Linked DNA regions of Homo sapiens: region 1 is linked to region 2. Evidence: read pairs that join two places in POLR2A ChIA-PET (ENCODE). Cell type or tissue: B cell. All regions are shown on one strand. Region 1 has its middle 35 kb from the start of BOLA3. Region 2 overlaps TET3 (tet methylcytosine dioxygenase 3).

The links. ChIA-PET counts read pairs that join two places held together with the same protein. Peaks named below come from ENCODE experiments on the same cell type or tissue, not always from the same donor. Only the 100,000 strongest peaks of a DNase experiment are listed, where the experiment ranks them.
Region 1: POLR2A ChIA-PET joins it to region 2 with 5 read pairs; 5 of 35 experiments call an interaction of 5 or more read pairs at or near these places.

The regions. Positions count from the first base shown.
Region 1 is chr2:74,111,754-74,114,253 of GRCh38, forward strand. It overlaps a transcript of TET3 not described here. Among named protein-coding and RNA genes, the nearest start is that of BOLA3, 35 kb to the right of the region's middle. In B cell, no CTCF peak of the experiment used is centred here; no DNase peak of the experiment used is centred here; H3K27me3 peaks cover 280 bases.
Region 2 is chr2:74,025,468-74,027,967 of GRCh38, forward strand. All of the region lies in intron 3 of TET3 (tet methylcytosine dioxygenase 3), which reads left to right. Among named protein-coding and RNA genes, the nearest start is that of TET3, 42 kb to the left of the region's middle. RefSeq lists enhancers at 215-1,092, 1,093-1,970. In B cell, no CTCF peak of the experiment used is centred here; DNase peaks (open chromatin) are centred at 954 and 1,344; H3K4me3 peaks cover 374 bases; H3K27ac peaks cover 1,093 bases.

The DNA.
Region 1 (2,500 bases), 86 kb after region 2:
TGGCAGAGCCCAGAATCAACCCAGGTGTATTTGGTGCCAAAGTTTGTGCCCTATCCAAATATACCCCTGTTTCTTCTGTACCTTAAGACCCACAAACCCAAGGGACATTGTCCTCACTGGTGGGAATCTACCTACCTAAAGCTTAGGGCATGACCTGAGTCTGTGGGTCTATGGGCACAAGAGGCACAGGTTGCAACAAAGTGGCTCCACAGGAAGACTTTGGCTCTTCAGAGCATCTTCAACAGGTATTGTTATTTGAAAGACTTCAATTCTAGCCCCCATTTGATCTCCCTGCCCAGCTTACCAAAGCCAATCTCCTTACTCAGATAATCTTTCTAAAAACCAAATCAGATGATACTATTTCCCTGTAATACTCCTCGATACTCCCCATTTGATACAGCTCTCAGGATAAGACACATTTTAACTTTGCCGCAGGGCCCCACAGGACTTGGCCCCAGCTTGCATCTTTAGTAACACTGCAGGCCATTTGGTGTCTTTTATCTGATTATCTCCTTGGTGCACCTCCCCATGTGGCCTCTCAAATATGAAGGGTCTTCTGATGGTAATGCCAGTAATACCACCAAGAACCCACTCCTTTTATTTACTTATTTGCTTTTAAAGTATCTGTAAGAAACTAACTCCTTTTGAAATCCATTAAAACATTTACATAAACTATAAAACCGCTCCAAATAAAGAAAATTATCAATAAGAACCAAAACATCAGCAAAATTATACTCAAGGAAGTAAATAAACAGGAAACCAAGTTAACCAAGTTATCTAAAGCCAAATAAAAAGTTTTACTACATAAAAAACAATATGCAGATCTAAGGGTATAAAATTTTTTAAAATTATTTTAAAAAACAAATATTAAGAACTCAAAGACTAGTAATGAGTGCTTTGCAAGAAATACAAGAGATTAGACAGTGACTACAATCTACTTTCAAAAAGATTAAAAATACCCACAGCAGGCTGGGTGCAGTGGCTCACGCCTATAATTCCAGCACTTTGGGAGGCTGAGGTGGATGGATCATGAGGTCAGAAGTTCAAGACCAGCCTGGCCAACACGGTGAAAGCCCGTCTCTACCAAAAATACAAAAATTAGCTGGGCAAGGTGGTGCGTTCCTGTAATCCCAGCTACTCGAGAGGCTGAGGCAGGAGAACTGCTTGATATGGGACCCGAGAGGCAGAAGTTGCAGTGAGTGCAAATCTCACCACTGCACTCCAGCCTGGGCTACAGAGTGAGACTCCGTCTCAAAAAAAAAAAAAAAAAAAAAAAAAAAAACCCACAGTTAACATCTTACTGAATGGAGAAAAGCTGAAAGCTTTTCCTCTGAGAACTGGAACAAGACAAGAATGGCCAGGCGCAGTGGCTCACACCTATAATCCCAGCACTTTGGGAGGCCGAGGCAGGCAGATCACGAGGTAGTTCGAGACCAGCCTGGCCAACATGGTGAAACCCTGTCTCTACTAAAAATACAAAAAATTAGCCGGGCATGGTGGCACATGCCTCTAATCCCAGCTACTCGGGAGGCTGAGGCAGGAGAATCACTTGAACCCGGGACGTGGAGGTTGCAGTAAGCGGAGATCACGCCACTGTACTCCAGCCTGGGTGACAGTGTGAGACTCCGTCAAAAAAAAAGAATGTCCACTCTCATTACTCTTATTCAACGTAGTACTAGAAGTCCTACCCAGAGCAATTAGGCAAGAACTTGAAATAAAAGGCATCCAAATGGAAAAGGAGGAAGTCAAATTGTCCCTGTTTGTAGATGACAGGATCACATATATATAAAAACCTAAAGACTCTACCAAAGAACTCTTAAAACTGATAAATTCAGTAAAGTTGCAGGATAAAAAAAAAAATTACATACACAAATCAGCAGTTATTTCCATACATGTACAACAAACTTAGCTGAAAAAGAAATCAAGAAAGCAATCCCATTTACAGTAGCTACCAAAAAATAAAATAAAATACCTAAGAATAAATTTAACCAAGGAGGTGAAAGATGTCTACAAGGAAAACTACAAAACACTGATGAAAGATATTGAAGAGGATACAAACAAATGGAAAGACATCCCATGCTCGCAGATTTGGAAAAATTCATATTATTAACATAATAATACTACCCAAAGCAAGCTACATATTTAATGCAATCCCTATCAAAATACCAATGACATTCTTCACAGAAATAGAAAAAAAAATCCTAAAATTTGTATGAAACTACAAGAGACCTCAAATAGCCAAAGCAATCCTGAGCAAAAAGAACAAATCTGGAGGTATCACACTATCAGGCCTCAAAATATACTAAAAAACTGTAATAACCAAAACAGCATGGTACTGGCATAAAAATAGACACAAAGACTAATGGAACAGAATAGAGAACCCAGAAACTAATCCACATACTTACAGACAACTGATTGTTGGCAAAGATGCCAAGAATACTCACTGGGGAAAGGACAATCTTTTGAACAAATGGTGCTGGCTTATAAGTGGGAGCTAAGC
Region 2 (2,500 bases):
CAGTAGAGACGGGGTTTCACCTTGTTAGCCAGGATGGTCTCGATCTCCTGATGTCGTGATCCGCTGCTGGGATTACAGGCGTGAGCCACCGCACCCGGCCTGAATGTAGGTTTTCTAAAATCATGTCAATAACCACAAAGGAGCCATCAAAATCAGGAAGTTAATGTGGATACAGCATTATTATACCAGCTAACCTAGGCTTACTTAAATTTTACCAATCGTTACAACCTCTCTTGTAAGAGAAACCCCCCAGATCACATGCTGTGTCCAGTGGTCAGTTTGTTGTTTGTTTAAGTCTCCTTTAATCTGGAGCAGATTCTCAGTTTTTCCTGATATTTTTAAAGAATTGTTTTTGGCCAGGCGCTGTGGCTCATGCCTGTAATCCCAGTGCTTTGGGAGGCCAAGGTAGGAGGATCACCTGAGGCCAGGAGTTTGAGAGCAGCTTGGGCGACAGAGTGAGACCTCATCTCCAAAAAAAAATAATAATAATAATTGTTTTTAAGCACATGAGGAAGCTGACTCCTTGTCCTCATAGCTCCCAGGGAACACTCAGCTCCTAGTTGTGTGTCATCAGCAAAGCCTAAGGCAGAGAGGTGGGGCAGGGCCCAGCTCCCCAGGAAGCTGCCTTCTGCTCTCCCCTTTGCCCCTCTGTAATACCAGGCCACAGCATCCCACCCCACCCTACCCCACCCATTCCCTGGCTGGTTTGGTGTTAGCCTGGGATGGAGGCCATCGCTGGGGGGAGAGAGGGACTTTGACACTGGTCTGCCACTGCCTCTCCCTGAGATCAGGGCTGAGGAACAGAGATCACTGCCTTGGGTAGGGCCCAGCCGCTGCTTTCTGAAGAGTAACACCCTCGGTTTGGGGATGTGGGTTTTAACACCCCTGTCACCCCCCTCTCCCCCACCCCAAAACTTTGAGGCCAGTGGCCGGGGATTGTTAATCCCCAGTCAGAGGTGTGTGTCCCAACTGAGGTATGTCCCGAGGGTGAGCCAGAGGGAGCAGGTTGCCTGTTCTCGGACCTAAGGAGGTTCCAGAGTGGTTATTTGCATTACAAGGGCAGTGCTTAACAGATAATTGACTGTTAGGTTATCTTTTAGTAGCAGAACTCCCTTGTATAATAGATATTAAAAACATGATTTGTTTTTTAACAAATGATTTGCATTTAGCTTTTTAAGGTCATGCTTATTGCATATTATGCATTCTTTGTCTCACTTATTTTTATTTTATTGAATCGCTCGCAAACTTCCCCTCCAACTTTTTTTTTTTTTTTAATTCTAAGGGCCTTTGAACCAAGTTCCATTTCCTGTTTTCTAGTTATCTGTGACTCTACCCAGGGAATCAGCTGGTTTTAAGTCAGTGGTTCTCATTTCCAGGCCCCCTGCCCATGCATTTCCAGAGCTCATCTCTCTCTTCCCCAACCCAGAGCTCAGGGCTGTCCCAGCTTGCTTTTCTCCCCACTCAAGAGTTGCCACCACTCCTACTGTCCCCTGCAGTGACGTGGGAGGTATTCTTCCCATCTTTCTTTGACGGAAAAGGGACCACCACTACTTTCCCTGAGATAAGACCCTCCTGTTTTCACTTTCACTTGTAACCCAGTAGGGAAATAAAAGGAGAGAGAAATGCTGATGAACGAGTTGCAGAGAATGAATTGCACGACACTCTTGCCTTTCCCTTTCCTCTGTCCCTGTCTCCCAACCATTGTTTGAGGGTGAGCTCACTGGCTCACCCACCCTCCTTGAGCTTGTGTTCAGTTTCTGCTTTTGCCTCAAAGCTGCTTATGGAGATGCAGATGAAGGATCAATGTGTGCTTTCTCGTTTTCTTAGCCTTTTAGACTTTCGGGGTAGAAGGTGGGTGATGAGAAGTGACTTTTTTTTTTTTTTTTGAAATTACAGTTTTATTGAGATATAAATCATATACAGTTCACCCATTGGCAGTGTATAATTCAGTGGTTTTAGTGTAGTCAGGATTGTGCAACCAACACCACTCTCTTAGTTCACAAAATTTTTATCCATCCCTAAAAGAAACCCTGTGGCAAATAGCATTCACTCCTCTTTGTTCCCCTAACCCCCTCAGCCCCTGGCAACCACTTATCTTTCTGTCTCTGTGGATTTACCCAATCCATGCATTTCATATAAATGGAATGTTATAGTATATATCTTTAGTGTCTGGCTGACTTAGCATAACATTTTCAAGGTTCATCCATGTTGTAGCCTGTGTCAATACTTTATTCCTTTTCATGACTGCATAATATTCCATTGTATGCACAGACCACATTTTGTTTATCCATTCTTTAGTCACTGGACATGTAGGTTATTTTCACTTTGGGCTGTTATGAATAATGCTGCTATGAACATTTATATACACGTTTTTGTGTGAACATGCCCATTTTAAAATTGGGGTTTTTTGGTTAAGGGGTTGTAAGAGTTTGTTATCTCTTCTATATGAGTTCCTTGAATATGATTATATGTATATATGTATATGATTTATAAATTTTTT